2 separate regions of the Homo sapiens genome follow, and region 1 is linked to region 2. The links are chromatin loops, found by intact Hi-C in ENCODE. Cell type or tissue: endothelial cell of umbilical vein. All regions are shown on one strand. Links, peaks and the distances in the headings refer to the core of each region. The heading gives the core; the rest is flanking DNA. Region 1 overlaps ANO10 (anoctamin 10). Region 2 overlaps ANO10 (anoctamin 10).

Region 1 (11,800 bases), core at 2,201-10,200, 77 kb before region 2:
TTGTGCCATATAAGATGCCTGTTCCTGCTTCACCTTCACCCAAGAGTAAAAGGTCCTTCAGGCCTCCCCAGAAGCCAACACCATGCTTCCTGTGTAGCCTGCAGAACCATGAGCCAATTAAACCTCTTTTCTTTATAAATTAACCAGTCTCAGGTATTTCCTTACAGCAATCCAAGAACAGCCTAACACAGCCATCTAGTATGTCAACATTTAAAAGTGAGTTAGTTTATGATCATCAACAGCGGCAGACCGTTTTCTTCAGAGAACAGTGACAAATTGACTGCACGGCTGAATCCGTAACAGGATCTGGATTAGATCTATTTTCACCTTGCCTGCTGTTACCAGGAAAGTAGCCTGCATGTCTCACAGGCCCCACCACAGTCAGCTGCACTAGAAGGGCTCTCTCAGGTCCATCTCCCCCTGCCTCCCCACAAGAGAAGGCAGCCTTCATGAGAGAAGTCATCCTCCACACACAGCTTCCCAGGCAGGAATTCTGGCTAACAGCACAGACCACAAGGACCGAGACCTTTCCAAGGAAGGGTTTGAGACAAGAGCTTTGAAGATTGGAAGATAGAACCACCAGAATAAAGAAAGGATGCATGAGCACCAGCAAAGATAAACAGAAGAAAAGGCAGGATATTTTGCTAAAAGGAAATGAAGAAAACAAATAGTAACACAAGCACACACACAAAAAGAAGGGCGTTCAGATAACATCAGTTCAAACAATGGCTACTCTGTGCAGTTAGTCCTTTTCCCTTTCAGAAAAACAGAATAAAAAGAAGACGAAAATGGGGAGAGAGCAGCAAAGAGAAAAGGAATAGTGACTGATACACAGACAAGATACTATACTTGCAGCTCAATTCTATATGTTTAATATTATTAATATTATTAGAAACTCTATGTTCTGATTTATTTCAAATCAACTGCTCAGTGTATTCTGGCATGAAAAGAGTAGATTTATCTTTCAAGCTTGAGTCCCAAAAGAGATATCCAACAGGAGCCTCATAATTTTTGAAGGAAGGCTACTGCTTGGTGACCTGATACCACTCTTCATTTCTAGAAATTCATTTAAAATCCAAATTAGTTTTGGCTAATTAGCCTTTCAAAACGACCTGTTTTTGGTTAAAATACAGTGGGATAGTAAATATTTTTAAGGACTCACAGGTTTGGGAGGGATCTGAGACTGCTTCTTGCCAGAAAGCACGTAATTTTCCAAAGAAAGTGGTTTCTTCTTTTCTGGAAGATCTCTAAGAATGGAGTATTAAAACCATCCATCTCTAAGCATGGAAATATTTTATATCCTGATGGTCCACAATTTCTTTGTTACACTCAATTAAGAATTTTGTGTTACTTATACCCATGTGCTCTGTTCATTCTGCATCTTCCTAATTGATATGGTAGAAAAGCCACAGACTTAAAGTCAATGACCTGGGCCTAACTACTTCCTCACCCTGTATGGTTGTTCCTGTCATTGTGCTTTTTTTTTTTTTTTTTTTTTTTTTGAGACAGGGTCTTACTCTGTCACCCAGGCTGCAGTGCAGTGGCATGATCTCGGCTCACTGCAACCTCCACCTCCTGGGTTCAAGAGATTCTCGTTCCTGAGCCTCCTGAGTAGCTGGGATTACAGGCATGCACCACCACACACGGCTCATTATTTTCTATTTTTAGTGGAAATGGGGTTTCACCATGCTGGCCAGGCTGGTCTTGAACTCCTGACCTCAAGTGATCTGCCCGCCTTGGCCTCCTCAAGTGCTGGGATTACAGGTGTAAGCCACCGTGCCCGGCTGTGCCCATTTTACAGAGGAAGAAACTGAGGCCGAGAGGTTTGGTAACTTGCCCAAGGTTACTTAGTAATGGTGAAAGCTGGTTTTTAAAGACATGTATACCTGATTCCAACAGCCATTTTATCAACACCAAGACACACAAAACACCCACCCTGCTCCTGGTGGATTTTGATTATGTCCTCAGCAAACCAAAATGCTTCACTCAAAAGCCAATGTTTTAGTACAGACTGTGAATAAAAATGACAGTTCTTATTTTTTCTTTCTTTCTTTCTTTTTTTTTTGAGATGTAGTCTTGCTCTGTCGCCCAGGCTGGAGTGCAGTGAGAGGCATGATCTAGGCTCACTGCAACCTCCACCTCCTGGGTTCAAGCAATTCTCCTGCCTCAGCCTCCCAAGTAGCTGGGATTACAGGTGCACAGCACCACGTCTGGCTAATTTTTGAATTTTTAGTAGAGACAGAGTTTCACCATGTTGGCCAGGCTGCTCACGAACTCCTGACCTCAAGTGATCCACCCGCCTCGGCCTCCCAAAGTGCTGGGATTACAGGCATGAGCCACCATGCCTAGCCAAAAAATGACAATTCTTTAGCGAGTTTCCCTGATTATAATTGTTAAATCACACATCATTCTCACAGAAGTGATCTGTGGACAGCTATCCTGGATAAAGTTTAAATAACCTAGACTGATGTTGTTAAAGATGGCTTTCCACAACTGACATTTTAAAAAGTGAACTCAGTCCAAGAAGTTAAAAAAAAAAAAAAAAGTCTACCTGGATTTATTCTATCTCTAATCAAAACAATATTTCTCACATATGAAAGTAGAGGGGTTGGAGCTGTATCTTCCAGACATTTGGCAGTTCATTTTCTCTTGTGCCTGTGACTAAAACCAGACTTGCAAATTTAAAATATGCCTATCTTTTTTCAGAAATATTCAAACAAAAAGTGTCTACAAATCTACGCATACACTGCTTAGAGCAACTTGGATGAAGACCTGGGGAGAATCCTGAGATCCATTTATTTTCCTAATAACAAATAATACAAGATTCTTTCCAAACTGGTTTGGGAGAGAGATCAAACGTTTAGTTATACCTCTTGATAACAGTTAGTTGGCAGATAGTAACTGCCTTGTAGAGTCTATCTAAAAGAATAGCCATCAAAAATAAAAATACAAAACTCAAAAATTTATGGGGGAAAATTCACTTGTTCTCAACCATATTTTTATTAATAGGAAAATACAACATGAAACAGAATTCTGAAAGGAAAAGGAGGAGAAGATGTATTTGTCAACTGAAATTCATAGTCCAGTGGCATTTTAGCAGGTCTGGTATTCTGCTTTTTGCTCTCCCACTACTTACTTGTGAGGCCTTGTTCACATAATTTTAGCTCATTTGTAAATGGAATTACCAAGGACATCTGGTTAAACACCCAGAAAACATGACATAGTCAGAACCCAATACCAAATCTGATTTCATGGTTACCCTGAAAATCCACAGGATCCCCCATCCATTCCCAGCCTCTTAATCCAACCAAGTTTAGAGATTATTGTCAATCATCAACCATTCTGGGGAGGCAAGTCCATTTGATCAATGCAATGGATCAAAAGACGAGTTATTTCAAACATCCACTCTGTGTACCTAACAATCGCCTCATTAACTTATTTATGCCAACAAAAACCCTTCTGGTGTCATTTCCAATTTCAATAGGATTTTAAAAGGAAGGTAAACTCTAATTTAGAACCCATGTGCCCAAAGCTGTGCTAGGCACCTTCACATAGTGATACAGGAGTTAAGAAGAAATTACTTAGGCAGATAGGGTACAGAAGTCCTCAGTAAGGTTTTCCTTTTAATGAAAAGCAGCTCCAAATCATTTTCTAACAAAGAGCAGCCTGTAAAGTCCAGCTGCAGACACAGACAGGCAAGCTGGGAACTTGCACGGGTGAATGCCAGAAGGAAAGAACTACCTGGGACTAGGCATATTCAAAATGGTGGCTCCATCTTCCGTTCTCTGCCAACCACATGTGTAGTAAGAAGGAGACAAGATGGCGCTGGCCAAGGGGAAAGTTTATTTGCATAATAACATTAGGGTGGGGCGACCAGCCTTCCCCACGGCTATGTAAACGTCACACCTGACTGAACCAATCTGTGAGCCCTACTTAAATCAGACACTGCCTCCTCAAGCCGGACTACAAAGTCCGGCGCATCCACTACCGGTTGCTCTTTTCCTCTCGGAAGTCCCCTCTCTTACTAGAGAGAGAGCTGTTTTCCTTTCTTTTTTTCTCTTTATTCTGCCCATTAAACTTCCACTCCTAAACTCCTCGCGTGTGTTCGTGTCCTAAATTTTCTTGGTGCAAGACGACGAACCCCAGGTATTTACCCCACACAATGTAGCTGCTTCAATAGTGCTTTTATTTAAAGTCAAACATAAACTGCTATATTGCGACCTGACAGGTCTATTCTTATAGGCTGTGCGAGGATTAATAAAGATAGTGGACTGCTAGTGCTCTATCAATGGCAAAATTAAATAAATGTTAAATATTATATTTCAGGTCACATGGAGGTTCAATTCCATACATGTCTCACCAAGGCTCCCTCCCTCAGCTCTAAGCTTATAGTCTATGGTCTAAAGAGCCTCAAGGATGGTTCGATAACAGCAATGATATCAAAGTCCAAAGAATTGTCTTGGATGTTAAACTGGAGGTACTAAGGTGGTAAAGAATTGTAAGGAAGGCCGGGCGCAGTGGCTCACGCCTGTAATCCCAGCACTTTGGGAGGCTGAGGCAGGCGGATCACAAGGTCAGGAGTTAAAGACTGGCCTGAGCAACATGGTGAAACTCCATCTCTACTAAAAATAAAAAAATTAGATGGGGGTGGTGGCAGGTGCCTGTAATCCCAGCTACTCAGGAGGCTGAGGCAGGGGAATCGTCTGAAACTGGGAGGCAGAAGTTGCAGTGAGCCAAGACAGTGCCATTGCACTCCAGCCTGGGTGACAGGGCGAGACTGTCTCAAAACAAAAACCAAACCAAAACAAACAAACAAAGAATTGGAAGGAAAACTTAGCCAAAGGGCTAGATCTTTATTGGTTGTTACTTATGCAGGGAGAGGTAGCTAAGAGAACATGGGACTTTAGGGCCAGAGACCTGGGTGTACAGCATGGGCTTTTTCAAAGTGCTGAGGGTCTGATTTTAGACAAATCACATATCCTTCTTAGTGACCAATTTCCTTTTCTTTTTCCATTTTATTATACAAAAGTAGAGAGAATAATGAACCCCAACTTACTCATCACCTGGCTTCAACAATGATTAACTCATAGCCAAACAGTTCATCTGTCACCCAGCCTCCCTTCCTGGATTGTTGATGCATTGGTTATCTATTACTGCGTAACAAATTATCCCAAAACTTAGTGGCTTAGAACAAGCATTTATTATCTCACACTTCCTGTGCGTCAGGAATTTGGAAGCAGCTGGGTGGCTCTGGCTCAGAGTCTCTCACAAAGCTATAGTCAGGATGTAGGCAGGAACTGCAGTCATTCAAAGGCTTAGAGCTAAGGCTAAAGAAGGGAATGGCAATAGGTCCCTAAGCCAAAACTGGCCTACAGCCTGTTCGGTAAACAAAGTTTACTGGAACATAGCCACGCTCTTTCATTTACGTATGTCTAAGACTGCTTTTGCATTACAGCAGCAGAACTATTAGCTGTGATAGAGACTGGATGGCCCACGTGCCTAAAGTATTTATTATCTGGCCCTTTACAGAAAAAGTTTGCCAACTCCTAGCCCAGAGAATCTGTTTCCAAGATCACTTGCTCCCATGGTTGTTGGCAATAAGCCATGTTCCTAGTCCTGTAGGCTTCTACACTGGCTGGCTGAGTGTCCTCACAACATGGCAGCTAGCTTCGCAAGAGGAAGAGTGATTCAAGAGGGAGAAGGCAGAAGCCATCATGTTGTTTAATGACCTGGCCTCAGAAGAAACATAACGTCATTTCTACAGTATTCTACTGATCACACAGAAAAATCAAGATACAAAGTGGGAGAGGACTCCACAAGGGCATAAATACTAGGCAGCAGGGATCACTGTAGAACATCGTAGAAGCTGACAACAACAGCTGGAGATCCATTCCTTAATCTGTAAAGTCAGAATTCCTAAAAAGATCATTTCTATAGAATTTTTCAACTCTAACATTGGACAATTATATGATGCAGAGAACTTCTGATATATTTTTGTGTTTCAATCATAGATGTATTCAATTAGTATTTGTTGCATTTTTTTTTTTTTTTGAGATGGAGTCTTGCTCTGTTGCCCAGGCTGGAGTGTGATCTTGGCTCAATGCAACCTCCGCCTCCCGGGTTCAAGCAATTCTCCTGCCTCAGCCTCCTCAGTAGCTGGGACTACAGCTGTGCACCACCATGGCTGGCTAATTCTTTGTATTTTTGTAGAGATGGGGTTTCACCATGTTGGCCAGGCTGGTCTTGAACTCCTGACCTCAAACAATCCACCCACCTCGGCCTCCCAAAGTGCTGGGATGACAGGCGTGAGCTACTGCACCCAGCTGTTGCTGAATTTTAATATCTGTATTTTCATTTTGAGTTACATATGGGTTCACTATATTACTATTTATGTTCTCATAAGCATTATTTCTTTATGAAGTGATTATTTTCCTTTAGGTAGTATTTAAAAGAGTTCTTAAATCCAAACATTTCTTGTTTTCTACATTCTATTCTTAAGAGAAAGAAACAAATGAGCAAACATGTTGTTCTTAGGGCTTTACTTTAAAAGTCTAAATTTCCTAGCCTATCAATCACTAATATATTTCAGCCCAGTTTCTCTATGTTTATTACATAATATAATATTCAGTCATATTCTTGAGATCCTATAGCATTGGAAATCAAGTAAAAAATATGCTGGGCACAGTGGCTCACGCCAGTAATCCCAACACTTTGAGAGGCTGAGGAGGGTGGATTGCTTGAGCCCAGGAGTTTGAGACCAGCCTGGGCAACATGATGAAACCCTGTCTCTACAAAAAATACAAAAATTAGCCCTTCATGGTGGCGCACACCTGTAGTCCCAGATACTCAGGAGGCTGAGGTGTGAGGATAGCTTGAGCCCAGGAGGTGCAGGTTGCAGGTTGCAGTGAGCTGTGAACATGCTACTGTACTCCAGCCTGGGCAACAGAGCCAGACCCTGTCTCAAAAAAGAAAAAGAAAAACAAAAACAAAAAGCAAAAGCAAAGGAAAAAGACAAAGAAAAAGAAAAGGAAAAAGAAAGGAAAGGAAAGGAATACTGTTTGTTACAGTAAACAAAAAATTTCCTATTTTAGCAGTTTACTAGTAATTAAAAACAAAGTTTTTTTTTAAGTGTGGTTTCCTACACTTTTGGTGTAGGAAAGTATATTAAATATTTAATAATGGTTTCCTGAATCTAATACCCAACTATAACACACACAGGATAATTTCAAAGTCAAAGGATTAGCACTTAATAGTTGAAAAAAGGCACAAAGGGATGGGGCTTTGACCTTAATGATGTTCACTTAATTAATGACTATTTCATTCAACGATTATAAATCTACATTTCTGGAGTAATCCTGCTTCCAAAAAGCTTCTTGTCTGGTAGTCATAGACCAGTATCTTTAAATTCGATGATGCCAACAGTATAATCTTTTAAAAAGAATTGGCCAGGGGCCAAGCACGGTGGCTCACACCTGTAATCCCAGCACTTTGGGAGGCCAAAATGGATGCATCACTTGAGGTCAAGAGTTTGAGACCAGCCTGGCCAACATGGCGAAACCCTGTCTCTACTAAAAATACAAAAATTAGCTGGGCATGGAGGCACACACCTGTAGTCCCAGCTACTCGGGAGGCTGAGGTGGGAGAATTGCTTGAACCCAGGAGGTGGAAGTTGCAGGGAACCCAGATTGCGCCACCACACTCCAGGGTAGATGACAGAGCAAGACTGTCTCAAGAAAAGAACTGGCCAGGGCTGGGAGCGGTGGCTCACACTTGTAATCCCAGCACTTTGGAAGGCCAATGTGGGTGAATTGCTTGAGCTCAGAAGATCTAGACCAGCCTGGGGAACATGGTGAAACTTTGTTTCTACAAAAAATAAAAATAATAATTAGCTGGGCATGGTGGTGCACACCTATAGTCCTAGCTACTTGGGGGACTGAGGCAGGAAGATCATTTGAGCCTGGGAGGTCGAGGCTGCAGTGAGCATGCATTCCACTGCATTCCAGCCTGGGTGACAAAGTGACATCCTGTCTCAAAAAATAAAGAAAAGAAAAGAACTGGGCATGGTGGCTCATACCTGTAATCCCAGCACTTTAGGAGGCCCAGGTGGGCAGATCACTTGAGCCCAGGAGTTCGAAACCAGCCTGGGCAACATGGCAAGACCCTGTCTCTACTATAAATATACAGAAAAATACAAAATATTAGAGAGGTGTGGTGGCTAACACTGGTAGTTCCAGCTACTTGGTAGGCTGAGGAAGCAGGATTGTTTGAGCCTGGAAGGTCAAGGCTGTAGTGAGCTGTGATCGTGCCACTGCACTCCAGCCTGAGTGACGGAGTAAGACCATGTCTCCAAAAAAAAAAGTTTTTTTATTGTGGTAAAATACGTGTAACATAAAATCTCTACCTCCCTCTTCATAACTTTTTCATCTAACAGTATAATCTTTTAATTTCCTAAAATATTTAATAAAAAGTAAATAAATGGATACATAAGCCAATCCTAGGCATTTACCTGCAAAAGAAGAGCTGCTCTCCCATATGTTGACCATCATGGCAATGCAATTATTAATCTAATACAGAATATGAGATTGGAACTCTAACTTTAAAAAAGAATACATCTTTTTTGTTGTTGTTGCTATTGTTGTTTTTTGAGATGGAGTCTCGCTCTGTCGCCCAGGCTGGAGTGCAGTGGTGAGATCTCAGCTCATTGCAACCTCTGCCTCACGGGTTCAAGCGACTCTCCTGCCTCAGCCTCCTGAGTAGCTGGGATTACAGGTGCGTGCCACCATGCCCGGCTAATTTTTGTATTTTCAGTAGAGACGGGGTTTCACCATGTTGGTCAGGCTGGTCTCAAACTCCTGACCTTGTGGTCCGCCTGCCTCAGCCTCCCAAAGTGCTGGGATTACAGGTGTTAGCCACCGCGCCCACCCTTTTTTGTTGTTTTTAAATATAGTTTTAAGCATTCTGATATCTCTAGAATTTATTATGAGGCAAGTTTTTTCTTTACCAATGCAAATACATTTGAATGACATCTGTGAAAATGGTCCCAAGCACACAGCCATCACTTCTACAGCATAGTGGCCCCAAGGCCTTTCTCTGTGGAATGGACCTGTGCCTCCAGGCCCCCTCTTACCACATTGCTTCCAATCTATCAATGGGGTGACTTGAAAAATGGTAAATTTTATTCCATTTCACAGCCTATTCAGTAGTTTTCATAAGAAAAAATAAATCTGCCTATGATTTGGCCATGTTTCTCACATCTACGGGGAATATTAAGATATATAAATTTTACAGTTTGCTTAGCAAACCAATGAGATAAGTAGTCACTTACATACATTGTTTACTGAGGAAGACAACGATCAGAAGAGCTGTAGTTTTATTTTACTGTCTGGATGCCTCTGTGCACTTTAAAGAAATTTTTCTCTAGTGAAAACATAAAATACAGGAGGAAAAAGTCTACCCATCAGTGATAAAAGGAGGATTGCTCCAGAGCCTGAATTAGTTTTCTAGCTAACAAGTACAAGTGCAAAGTACAAACTATTTTAGAATTCTTTCTTGCGTGATTTGGGGTTATTTTACAATCTTGGGGAGCTACTCTTGTTACTGATGTCAATCACAGTCAGATTTTTTTTGGAAAAAAAAAAAAAAGGATTTGAGCTTTATCAAGGCAAGGTATGTGGTCCTTCTAAAGTGTCCACATACAATTCTTCAGAATGCATTCTCTTCCCCAGTGATCCCAGAAAGGCACATGACCTGTTTCCATTTCTGCCAGAGTATCTATTTTAAGACTCTTTTTTTTGTCCAAGGACATCATTTGTCCTTATTTATTTAATATATTGGCTTGTGAATTACATGTGAGTCAACAAACTCAGTTTGATTAAGTGGATATTTATTCAGAGTCTATTGGGCGCCAGGCCCTATGCTGGGTGAGGGGACTCAGCAGTGAGTGAGTCATCACCTGGCCCTCGGGGACCTCGCAGCTCACAAGGGAGACTGAAACAGAACAAACTATAGTGGGGCAAATGAACAGAAATGGGCACCAGGCTCCTGTTACACAATGGGAAGAAGGCTTTCTCCAGGAGGTGGGGTCTGTGAAGCTGACTGCAGAGGGCAGGTATACTGGTGGTCAGAGTTACAAAGTAGGAGTGCTTGGGAATCTTGCTAGACCCAAAAGGTGCAAAGGAGCCAGTATTTATTTGTGCATTAATCATCTTTAAAGGAGGTTATCATTTTATCAATTGGAGAGAAATTTACTGTGCAAAAAATTACCTGCAAATGGCTAACAGACCCTACCGTGGAGAGCTGTTCTGAAGAGACACTGGCACATGCAAAAGGTTTAGAACAGTGCCTGGCTCATGTTCTCACACACTACATGTCAGCTGTTACTACCTCATTGTTATTACAGCCCAGCTGTGTTAGGTCATGAAAATAGGTGGGATTGCCACAAAGGTAGAATTCTGACTCTCCAGGCAAATCTGATGTTACGGTACCATTTTATCCTAGAATTCCTTGCTGGGTTCACCCAGCGAATGCATGAGTTGGTCCTCCTCCTCCCTCATCATCCTCATTCCCCCAACACACTGCTCCATAATGGGTCTTACTCACATTGCCTCATTCCAGCCTCATTCTGACTTTGCCCCATTTGAGTGTTGGGGGGACTCTAATACAGGAAGGTCAAGTCACTTCTCTGCAGCTACACAGGGCTGAAACCTCCTTTGCAAAAATCGTTGCAGTGAGAAAGTTATGACACTGAAAGGGATCTGATCTAACCAACTCCATCTTGCTTCCAACCTCTAAGCTAGCTGCCCTTGCTCATTCCTAGGCAAAGGCCGAACTAACTTTGGAAGAAACTTAGTTTATAGTTTAACTTTGAAACAAAGATGATTAACAGTCCTTTCCTGAAACAAACTCCTTTCTTGCCTGGGAGCCAGACCACCTTTATAAAACTAACAAATTAGCCACAAGACTTGCAACTTCCCCAGTTACTCCTGCAGATAACATGTAGAATCTAAGATCGGTCTTTTAAAATCTCTTTTCCAGTTTTTGCATTTCTGAGGACTGATGGCTCCACCAGATTCACCAACCAGTCCTGTGGCCCTCACCCAGGAACTGACTCAGCTGAAGAAGACAGCTTTGACTCACTGTGATTTCACCTCTGATCCAATTAGTCGGTACTCCCCATTCCCTGGCCCCCTACCCACCAAACTATCCTTGAAAAACTCTAGTCTGAATTTTTGGGGAGACTGATTTGAGTAATAATAAAACTGCTCTCATGTTCAACCTGCTCTGCATGAATTAAACTAGTTCTCTAGTGCAATTCTCCTGTCTTGATAAATTGGCTCTATCTGGGCAGCGGGCGAAATGAACCCTTTGGGTGGTGACAGGGCTGGAAGACAAACCTTCCAGTGAAAGAAGAAAGGGAGAGGCAGGCTCAGACAGGCCACCCAAATGATAGATATACCATAAACTTTGGTACTTTTTACTGGGCCTAGACCTGACTTGGGGCCCCAGGAAGTAGACCACCCCTTCCTAAGGACTGTGGCTATTGGCTTTGTTAGAGGCTAATTCTGTATTTGGATTTAACATTTCATTCTGAACTAGATGTTAGCAGATTAATATGTGATTACCTATTCAATAGTCAAATACTTTAGCACCTTAATTCTAGGCTGTAAAATTTTACAGTTTCCATTAAAAATGCTTATGTATTTACTGTAACTTTTTTTTTTTTTTTTTTTTTAAATAGAGATGAGGTCTTGCCATGTTGCCCAGGCTGGTCTCAAGCTATCTGTCTGCCTTGGTCTCCTAA
Region 2 (11,800 bases), core at 2,493-10,492:
CCTCCCTCTTTCTGATAAATCCAGTTTCCTTCCCCTTCTCAGATCTCCAACTACGCCACAACAAAAGTCTTGCATGGTGTGTGTGTTCCTCTCCTCTCTAAATATTCCCTCCTGTTGCAATAAGTTTCCAGCCTAAAAATGTGAAATTTAAAAACTTTTTATCTAAACACAAGTGAAATAAAAAGCAAAACAATGAGATAACCAAAAACCTGGCAACTTGGAAGAGGGGGAAGAAAAGTATTTTAGAGGACTCCTTTTAAAACAAGGTCATATTTTAAGATCATAATAGTGAAGATTAAAAACTCAGTAATACTCCACAGCCTTATTAATATAGAGCAGTAGGCATCATCACAGAACAGATACTTGCTATGTACTCAAACTGGTCTAGACCATAGAAAAAGATGGAAGGCTCCTCCTAATTCATTCTAAAAAGCCGGAACACACTTAATACCAAAGTATGACAAAGAAAAACAGAAACCAATTTCACTTACAAATATTGATGCAAAGATTCTAAATCAAGTACCGGCAAATAGAACCCAGAAGTGAATTTGTTACAGTAGGTAGTTAGTCAGGCATGAGGAGGGCAGAAGGGTGCTCCCAGCACCACCCCCACACACACACCTGGAATGTCAGGTGACCATCAGGTGATGGTCAGGCGGTTGCTGACTCTCTTTCTAAAATAATAATTGGCCACAGCCGGTGCCAGGGAAAGGCAGTCTCCTAATAGATAGAGAACACCTGAAACTGGTGAGCAGCAGCTTCCCGATAAGATCTCAGGAGTTGGACAAGTGGGCTCAGGCATGCATATTAAGAGGCAGAATGGCAGGGGGGCGGGGTTTAAATGGCATATGACCTTCCAGGGACATTTGACTGGTAAGGACCTCAAGTGAGCATGCGTACAACTCCAGTAAACACACTGTGCATGCTCATCTCCCAAGCACTAGTAGGCTGCTGTGCATGTGGACATCTCACCTCAAGCGAAGAATCAGAAGGAATCCAAGACCCTGGAAGTATGCCAACATACAAAACCCTAAGTCAGGCCAGACACAGTGGCCTCATGCCTGTAATCCCAGCACTTTGGGAGGCTGAGGCAGGCAGATGACTTGAGGTCAGAAGTTCGAGACCAGCCTGGCCAACATGGCGAAACCCCATCTCTACTAAAAATGCAAAAATTAGCCAGGCGTAGTGGCAGGCACCTGTAATCCCAGCTACTAAGGAGGCTGCGGCACGAGAATCGCTTGAACCAGGGAGGTGGGGGCTGCAGTGAGCCAAGATTGCGCCATTGCACTCCAGCCTGGGGGATAGAGTAAAACTCCATCTCCAAGAAAAAACAACAAACAACCCTTAAGTCAAAGGTCAAACTGCACACTCCATCTCACAAGTCACCTGCTTGGACCTCTTCCACCAAGTGTACTGTACTTCCTTTCATTCCCACTCTAAAGCTTTTTAGTAAACTTTAACTCCTGCTCTAAAACTTGCCTCGGTCTCTCCTTCTGCCTTACCCCTTGGTCAAATCCTTCTGAAGAGGCAAGAACTGAAGTTGCTGCAAACCCATATGGATTCACCACCAGTAACAAATTAACAGAAAAATATACAGAATATGATATAATATAATAATATAACATGGTTTATTTCAGGAATGCAGAGATAGCTTAAAATTAGCAACACTATCAACATAATTTATTACGTTTTTAAGTGAAAAGATAACCATAAATTAAAACATAAAGGTTGGAAGATGGCCAAATAGGAACAGCTCCGGTCTACAGCTCCCAGAGAGATCAAAGCAGAAGATGAGTGATTTCTGCATTTCCAACTGAGGTCACCAACCTCAAAGACCAAAGGTAGATAAAACCACAAAGATGGGGAGAAACCGAGCAGAAAGGCTGAAAATTCCAAAAACCAGAACACCTCAGAAAAAACCAGAGGCCTCAGAAATAACACCACACATCTACCACCATCTGATCTTTGACAAACCTGACACACACAAGCAGTGGAGAAAAGATTCCCTGTTTAATAAATGGTGTTGGGAAAACTGGCTAGCCATATGAAGAAAACTGAAACTGGACCCCTTCCTTACACCTTATACAAAAATCAACTCAAGATGGATCAAAGACTTAAACGTAAGACCTAGGACCAGAAAAATCCTAGAAGAAAACCTGTCCAATACCATTCAGGACATAGGCATGGGCAAAGACTTCATGTGTATAACACCAAAAGCAGTGGCAACAAAAGCCAAAATTGACAAATGGGATCTAATTAAACTAAAGAGCTTCTGCACAGCAAAATAAACTATCATCAGAGTCAACACGCAACCTACAGAATGGGAGAATATTTTTGCAATCTTTCCATCTGACAAAGGGCTAATATCCAGAATCTACAAAGAACTTAAATTTACAAGAAAAAGGCAAACAACCCCATCAAAAAATGGGCAAAGGATATGAACAGACACTTCTCAAAAAAAGACATTTATGCGGTGAACAGACATATGAAAAAATGCTAATCATCACTGGTCATTAGAGAAATGCAAATCAAAACCACAATGAGATACTATCTCATGCCAGTTAGAATGGTGGTCATTAAAAAGTCATGAAACAACAGATGCTGGACAGCCTGTGGAAAAATAAGTACACTTTTACACTGTCGGTGGGAGTGTAAATTAGTTCAACCATTGTGGAAGACAGTGTGGCGATTCCTCAAGGATCTAGAACTAGAAATACCATTTGACCCAGCCATCCCATTACTGGGCATATGCCCAAAGGATTACAAATCATTGTACTATAAAGACACATGCACATGTATGTTTATTACGGCACTATTCACAATAGCAAAGACTTGGAACCAACCCAAATGTCCATCAATGATAGACTGGATGAAGAAAATGTGGCACATATACACCATGGAATACTATGCAGCCATAAAAAAGGATGAGTTCATGTCCTTTGCAGGGAAAGGAAGCCATCGTTCTCAGTAAACTATCACAAGATCAGAAAACCAAACACCGTGTGTTCTCACTCATAAGTGGGAGTTGAACAATGAGAACACATGGACACAGGGAGGGCGACATCACACACCAGAGCCTGTGGGGCATGGGGGGCTAGGGGAGGGAAACCATTAGGAGAAACACCTAATGTAGGTGACAGGTTGATAGCACCATGGCACATTTATACCTACGTAACAAAAGTGCATGTTCTGCACATGTAACCCAGAACTTAAAGTATAATTTAAAAAAAAAAAATTGATGCTTCAAACAGTTGATAATGCCTGTTCTTCAGGACATCAGACAATTTATTTAATATGCCATTTATTTATTGAAAGTATTTAAAATAATGGCAACTAAACAGGCTACCACATTTCCACAAAAAAGGACCATTAGCTCTTGAATGAGGTAAGAAACACAATAAAAAATAATTTAAGGTTAAAAAAACATAAAGGTTAAAAAAGCACTTGCTATACAATAGTTATTCCCAATTAAGATAAACAAACAGAAAATGATCTAAAATAAAAGTAGAAAAATATACTTAAATAAAAATCATTTATTACAAACCCACAGCAAACAACTTAAGACACAAGTCTCATTCTGTCACCCAGGCTGGAGTGCAGTAGCATGATCACAGCTCACTGTAATCTCCAAATCCTGGATTCAGGTGATCCTCCTGCCTCAATCTCCTGAGTAGCTAGTACTACAGGCACATACCACCACACTAGGCTAATTTTCCATTTTTTCACAGAGATGGGGTCTTGCTTTGTTGTCTAGGCTAGTCTTGAACTCCTGGCATTAAGCAATCCTCCCACTTCTACCTCCCAAAGTGCTGGCATTACAGGCATAAGCCACCACTCCCAGCCTGCAAACAATTTATTACATGGTGAAATAATAAGGCTATCACTATTCAAGTAAAGACTAAGACAGAGATGTTTTCAATATTGTTTTTGAGGCCCTAGCTAATGCAATAAGAGCAAACATAAAATAATTAGTATAAGTGGCCAGACGTGGTGGCTCACGCCTGTAATCTCAGCACTTTGGGAGGCTGAGGCAGGCGGATCACCTGAAGTCAGGGGTTCGGGACCAGCCTGGCCAACATGGTGAAACCCCGTCTGTACTACAAATACAACATTGGCTGGGCATGGTGGCAGACGCCTGTAATCCCAGCTACTCAGGCGGCTGAGGCAGGAGAATTGCTTGAACCCAGGAGGCGGAGGTTGCAGTGAGCTGAGATTGCGCCATTGCACTCTAGCCTGGGCAACAAGAGCGAAACTCCATCTCAAAAAATAAAAAATAGAATGAATAAATAAATAAATAGTATGAGTATTAGCAGAAAAAAGAAAACATTATCCTCATTTGCAGCTATGAGTATGAACCCAAGAAAAACTAACAACCAATTATAACTAATAAGAGTGCTTAGTAGTTATGGGACATATTTTTCAAAAGCTCTTCTTTATAGCAGTAAGAACTAGTTAAAAATGAAGATTGATTAGAAAAATACTATTTACAAGAGAAATAAATGCAATGAATTACCAACGAAAAACAAGGAAAGTACAGAGCTTATGTGAAAGAACTAAAAAATTTTATTGAAGGATATGTAATAAGTCATTGACAGAGACAGTGAATACGTTTTTAGGAGGACAAACTCATCACAAAAGTGTTATTCCTTCCAAAATTCATATACAAATGTAACACAATTTCAATCAGGGCCTAATGAATTTTGTTGAAGCTGAACTAAGTAATTTTAAAGTTTATATAAAAAAAATAAAAGAATTATCAACAAATTTCTAGAGAAAAATTGTAGTAGGAAAATTTTTAGGAAAAATTTTGCCCTATCAAATACTAAAACTTACTATAACAACTATAATCAAAACAATATGGATTGGCTCAAAAACAGACAAAAAGGTCAGTGAAATAGAAGAGAATCTCAAAATAACGTGATAAAAGTAGGACTTTAGGTTACTGGAAAAGACGGTTTAATAAATGATATAAATGACTATTTCTTTGGAAAATATGAAGTTGGACTCCTACTTCAAAACAAAAATAATTTTAAAAAAACAAAAATAATTTCAAAATTAATTCAACATCTAAATGTAAATAAGACACATAGCAAACAAAATTCAAAACTCCACCAAGAAATTTTGAGGATTATTTGGAAGTCTTAAGCAAGACAAGACACCAGGAGAAACAAAGAAAAATATACACTTGGGTTATATAAAAAATGGAAAAAAGTATGTATGTGATATATGCCAGAGACAAAAAATACTAAACAACAGATAGAAGAAAATATTTGTAACATGTGACCAAAGAGTTAATATACTTAAAATACAAAATTCCTGCAAATTCACAAGAAGAAGATAAACCACACTCAAAAGAAAAATGAGCTTAAGTCATGTGTAGGCAGCTTCACAGATGAGGCATGGCAAGTGGCCATTGAACATAATAAGAAAGTATTCTTTCTCAATGCTGGTCAGGAAATTGAACCTAATGCCACCTCAGACAACATTTTGCCTATCCAATTTGTGAAAAAAAAATTTTTTTTTTTTGAGATGGAGTCTCACTCTGTCCCCCAGGCTGGAGAGCAGTGGCGCAATCTCGGCTCACTGCAACCTCTGCTCCTGGGTTCACACCATTCTCCTGCCTCAGCCTCCCGAGTAGCTGGGACTACAGGTGCCTGCCACCACACCTAGCTAACTTTTTTTGTATTTTTAGTAGAGACGGGGTTTCACCATGTTAGCCAGGATGGTCTCGATCTCCTGACCTCATGATCTGACCACCTTGGCCTCCCAAAGTGCTGGGATTACAGGCATGAGCCACCACGTCTGGCCAGGAAAAATATTTTTAAGAGCAAGTAGACAGTAAGGTATATGAAAATGGAGCTCTCATAAATAAGTTACCAGGACACTTTTGGGAAAATGATCTCACTGTACCTATTAAAAGTAGTGCCTACTCTTTGATCCAGCAATCCTGCTTTCAGGAATATATACTCTATTGAAAAAGGGTATGTGTATAGAAAAGTTACACTGGTGGTAACTCAAAATATCGGAAAACAATCAGAATGCCTACTGACAGGAGAAAAGCTGGACCATGTGGAATATTCTGTAGCCATTACAAAGAGCAAGGTATATATTTATTTACCTGTATATATTGACATATGCAACCCCATTGTAGCCATGACAAACATGGTACCCTAGTGGTCTATTCCTAAGGAGTGTCAAATTTCAGAAGCACAGATCAGAAACCAAAACCTAATTTAAGAACAATTCTATTCTTTTTTTTGAGGCGGGTTCTTGCTCTGTCACCCAGGCTTGAGCACAGTGGCACGATCTTGGCTCTCTGCAACCTCCATCTTCCAAGCTCAAGCAATCCTCCTACCTCAGCCTCCCGACTACTTGGCACTACAGGGGCACACCACAATACCCTGCTAATTTACATATATATATTTTTTGGGGGTGGGGGAGCAGGGGCAGAGACAAGGTTTCGTCATGTTGCCCAAGCTGGTTATTCTATTCTTTATTTACTTTTTGCATGGTACTTACCATGTCTCCCCCTTTCTTCCCACCAGTTTTCTCCACACTTCACCACTCTGAAGCTTATCCTTTGTCCCCCACCCCTGAACCACAGCACCCAACTAAACCAAGTCCAAACCAAAATTCAAATCCTCCTCTGATTTTTGTTCTCTTCTCCCTTTCTCCTTCCTGGTTCCTCAAGATGTACAGTGATGTAAGCTCCTTCCTGTTCCTGATGATGCACAGTGATTTAGGCCATGTCCTCCCCCAGCTATGGAATTTCCTATATTCATATACTGCATCCTTAAAGACAAAGAACAACCCTACTTGGCAGTATGGGGATAGGGGATGGGACTGGGTTAGCAATTGCAGAATTTTCTTTGGTAGATGGGATGAAGAGTACATATGTGAGCACTTTTTCTTATTCTGTCACATTTCGAAAGATTTTTGTGATTTTGAATTAAGTGCAGACAATAAACCTACTGGAGGGTAAATGTGTGAGTAATTCCTACTTCCTTACTCCACAGGAGGCACATGCAAACTTACCTAGCATACAAAAGTCAGCGTGTGCACAGAAGGAAATCTCTATAATCTTTATCTGGTTGTAATAAGCGAGTAATGCTTTTGTAATTAAGGAGAAAAGATAGAAAACTTTAATAGTTTACAAAACAAAGAAAAGTATCCCCTAGTCACATAACCCTGTCTCCTTACATGTTTCTTTTGCCTCCTCTTTCTTTGGGAGAACTGTCTTCAGAGTTTCAACCTCTGGCAAGCAGCACACACTTTCTGCTCTGTTTTTCCTGATTGCAGAAAACTCCAGTCCCAGAAAAGTAGAGAAAGGAACTCTCTTTCAGGCTTGTGTTCCCTCAGCAGGGTGGATCTAAGGCTAGTTAATGAATCCACCCTACTGAATCTTTGGGAAGCTGTTCCTAAGACAGACATCCTGAGGAGCCTAAGTCCCTGGAGTGAGGGAAGGGAGGGGCCCCTACCACCTCCCAGATGCCCTCTGCCCTCCTACAGAACCTTCCTATGCCTGTGGTTTGCATGGGGGAGGGAAGCAGCATGGAGGGGGATTTGTATATTTCTGTGATATATATTTACATATTTCTATGAAATAAAGATTTTTATTCTGTATTTCTATTAATTCACCTCAAATACAATATTTTTGATACTGTTTTTGCTGTGATATATGAAAGGAAAAGCCAGTACAAATTGAGCTACTCTAAACATGGACTTAAAAGACCTGAGAGTGGAACTCATGCATGTATCTTAATGGTGATGCTTAATTGTAATTTTGTTGCATCATCTCTGTACTTCTTATATGGAATGACTCATATACTGTGTTCCTATCAGAATAAATTCTCAGCTGTGAATCAAGCATTAATCTGGTAATTATTTTAAAAGGATGTAAGTAGCATCAAATTTTCTGTTCATGTATTTCTTTAAAAAGTATGAATCACTGAAGCCTTGTTCTGCACTACAAAGTGTGTATGTGCAGCAGGATAAGACTTGATGCTTGGTTTGGCCACTGACTGGCTGTTGGCAGGTACAGCAAGGAGACAGTGGGAGTTTTCCTGCCCACTTCTTGGGAAGCCACTGGCTGTTCTGACCTTGGATATTTCTAATGCCTCCCCAGAAGATGGGTGGTACTCAGCGGGCAAGCCAACTGCCCTCCACCCCTGCAAAATCCAGCTGATTGAGGGAAGAACTGTGTAGTAGGGCAGATGTGACCTAACCTGGGAGGACAATCCCTGATGGCAGTGTTACCTACCAATTGTGTCAATAGGAGAGACCTGCCCCCAGCATGTCCTAGAAAGTAACAGAAACTCTGATGGGATGGCATATGGAGGGAAGAGTAGGGAATAAACACCACCTCCCGTGGCTTTCAAAGCCTGCCTAAAAGATCCCAAGTCCAAAGCTTAGCACAGAGGAAACCCAGCCATTCCCTTCCCTCTACTTTGTAGTCTGGACTATGCAGCTTACTATAGCTGAGATTTACTGATGCTGTCCTTTGTTTTTCAAAAAATATAATCCTCCCTCTTATTCTTGCGCATCCCCAGGGAGAAGCAAAGAGCAGTCAAAATATGAATGGGACTGTCCTTTTCAGCAGGTAGGGTAAGAGGGGAATAAAAATCAGAAAAATAAGATATAACATTTCTTGTACTCAGTGCTATAAAATAATTTAATCCTTGCTATATGCATATAAGGTAAACACACATATATGATCGTTCATTGTCAAATGGTTCTGCAATGCGACAGTCTTGAGGCTGTGGTGCTTGGGCACTGGGGGTAAGTCCCCAGACCCGACTACCTGAGGTGGTGGTGAGTACTGAGGAAGAAGCTAAAAATCACACCAAAACCTGGGGATTACATTGAGCCTTCTCCACCACAGTTCCAGGGCTCATGTAGAGAAACCACTAGAGAGAGGGGCAGTTTGTCCCTGTTTGTCCTTGTTTTTCACGTGTCTTCAAATTTCTAACAATGGCACAGGCAAATGCAGAGTGAAAATAAACTCGGCAAGTATTTATCAAACGATACTTGTGATAGGGTACAGAGACCCTATCACAAAGAGTTTACAATCTTTTACAGTTGAGGAACCCAGTCATGAAACAAATATAAAACATTTCCACAGCCATGTACAGTCAAGTGTATAGTTCAAATGATATACCTCCATAGAAGTACACTGAATGCTCTAGATGGGGAAGTATTTACTAGGGAGGGTTTGGCAGAGGAAGTCTGTCTTAGATTGAGCATCAAAGGAAGTATAGGAAGTAGGCTGACAGGAGGAGCATTGAGCAGGGGAAGAGGGCATTTGCAAGGCACAGAAGCCAGGATCAGCAGCAGTACAAAAACTGGGTGCTAGAGAGGAAGTTCAGAAATGCAGGCAAACCACACTTCCCACTATTATTCTTTCAACAATCTAGGATACCAAAAACTGTAAGACACCGTAAGACACACCATTCTCCCATATACCACCAAGAAAAAAAAATACTGCCAATTAAATAATTAAAGAAAGTGTTCTTATTACCTAGAATTCTAATTTGAAGGGCTCTTTTTAAAACTTCTTTAGATAGATTTTTTTTTAATAATCACTCCTGTGCTACCTACAAAATATAAGCAAAATATAGGCTTGTTAATGTACTACTAGATTTTTTTTTTTTTTTGAGACAGAGTCTCACTCACTCTATCGCCCATGCTGGAGTGCAGTGGCGTGACCTCGGCTCACTGCAACCTCCGCCTCCTGGGTTCAAGCGATTCTCCTGTCTCAGCCTCCTGAGTAGCTGGGACTACAGGTGCATGCCACCACACCTAGCTGTTTTTTTGTTTTTTGTTTTTGGTATTTTTAGTAGAGACAGGGTTTCGTCATGTTGGCCGGGCTGCTCTTGAACTCCTGACCACAGGTGATCCACCTGCCCGGCCTCCCAAAGTGCTGGGATTAGAGGCGTGAGCCACTGCGCCCAGCCCCATGTACTACTAGATCTTTTAAACATTCAGAGTCCAAGACTTCTAAATCAAGTTTTATCTCAGAGTTGACAATGCACAAATTTTCCAATACAAAATCCTCTTATGTGGCCTCAGCAGTGTGGGTGATGCAGCAGTCCTTAAAACAGTGCTTCACCACTCTATCCAGGATTTCCTTCCAAGCAGCTGGCATCCATTTGCAAGCTTCCATGCTGGTGCTTTTTCTGATCTTATCAAAAGGGGTCAATGAAAGGTTTATAGCCCCACCCAGAATTCATTTTCTATACTGACTGAAACCATGAGGAGTTGCTGTTGCCAAATCACACTACCAGAAATGGCCCAGTGTTGACATTCAAATTTGTCCACATGTTGACGATGGCAGCTCCCTGATATCCACTGTAAAATACATTCAATTTCAGAGGTACTAAAATGTGGGAGAAGTTAACCTTAGGCTCAGTGAAATGTGGTGGTATGATCTCTTAAGCTTCTGTCCTAAGCTATAACTCTGCAGGTATTAAAAGTAAAACCAGTCTTGAATGTAATTGACTGAAATCACGATTTGCCTTTTCAACCCTGAGTGACACTTTAGTGCACAAACACAACCATTACAGAAATTATCCTAATAAATATCTTACTTTATCAGTGTATATACTCTGAATTGGGTTGGCATAATCTTAGAAGGTTTAGAAAGACTCCATAAGCTTTGACATCTACATGACTTCCTATAGCTCAACCTAGAATGGTGATCAACAACAACAACAACAAAAACGGAAGGCAGACCATCTTATAACACAGGTATGTAAGAGGGCTGGGGAGGGCGCTGTACGTACAGTTGAATCAACTCAAATCTCTCAGTGAAGAAATTAGTTGTATTCTGAAACAGAAGATGCCATCGTCCATTAGTATAGCTATGAAGAAATACCTGAGGCTGGGTAATCTATAAAGAAAAGAGGTTTATTTGTCTCATGATTTTTCAGGCTGTACAAGAAGCATGGCACCAGCATCTCCATCTGGTGGGAGCCTCAGGCTGCTTCCACTCATGATGGAAGGTGAAGGGGAGCCAGCTATGCAGTCACATGGCAAGAGAGGAAGCAAAGGGAGGGGAGGTACCAGGCTCTTTAACAACCAGCTCCAGCAGGAACTAACAGAGTGGGAAATCATTCGTTAGCACAAGGATGGCACCAAGCCATTCATGAGGGATCTGCCCGCATGACCCAAACACTGCCCATTAGGCACCACAACATTACAGATCATATTTCAACATGAGGTTTGGAGGGACAAACATCCAAACTATAGCAGGAAGTGTAAAATCTTATAAATTCCCAATACTTTAAAAAGACAATAAAACACAAAATGAAAAATCTAGAGAATCTGAAGCAGTGAAGGGGGTCTGAGAAATCATGAGGTCAAAGCTTCTTAGTAGAGAGGCAGAGGAAAGCAAAGGGAAGAGAGGTTGAAAGAGGCCAAAACACATTACCTGGATGCAATGAAGACTAAGATTGTTACCCTGACAAGAAAGACAGCTCATTATTCACTTTCTACTTTGCCACACAGCCCAGCATAATAATGTCCACACATGACTGATATTCTGCTGAATGGAACTAAATCTGTCCAGGGATTGGTGGAAAGAAATGTGGTGGAAGATGACAGTGAGTATTATGGAGAAGGGGAGGAGGATAGCCACAGACCCCAGCCAAGGAGCTATCAAAATGATCTGTCTCCAATTACTTCACCCACATCCTATTCTAAGCCACAGAGTACAAGAACACCAGTATCAACGATGGTCTCCGTTTGGTGATTTTCCACTTTTCTCCTTACCTCACACCCATAGGATGGCTACTATAAACAA

Evidence for each region. Hi-C counts contacts between places; a loop is a spot of excess contacts. Peaks named below come from ENCODE experiments on the same cell type or tissue, not always from the same donor. Only the 100,000 strongest peaks of a DNase experiment are listed, where the experiment ranks them.
Region 1: it touches region 2 in a loop (4-fold over the local background); 5 of 110 quality-filtered maps call a loop at or near these places.

The regions. Positions count from the first base shown.
Region 1 is chr3:43,413,491-43,425,290 of GRCh38, forward strand. The region is part of intron 12 of ANO10 (anoctamin 10); the gene reads right to left. Among named protein-coding and RNA genes, the nearest start is that of SNRK-AS1, 67 kb to the left of the region's middle. In endothelial cell of umbilical vein, for the core only: no CTCF peak of the experiment used is centred there; a DNase peak (open chromatin) is centred at 5,321; H3K27ac peaks cover 1,681 bases.
Region 2 is chr3:43,490,193-43,501,992 of GRCh38, forward strand. The region is part of intron 11 of ANO10 (anoctamin 10); the gene reads right to left. Among named protein-coding and RNA genes, the nearest start is that of ANO10, 130 kb to the right of the region's middle. RefSeq lists an enhancer at 668-1,168. In endothelial cell of umbilical vein, for the core only: no CTCF peak of the experiment used is centred there; DNase peaks (open chromatin) are centred at 6,949 and 7,909; H3K27ac peaks cover 3,425 bases.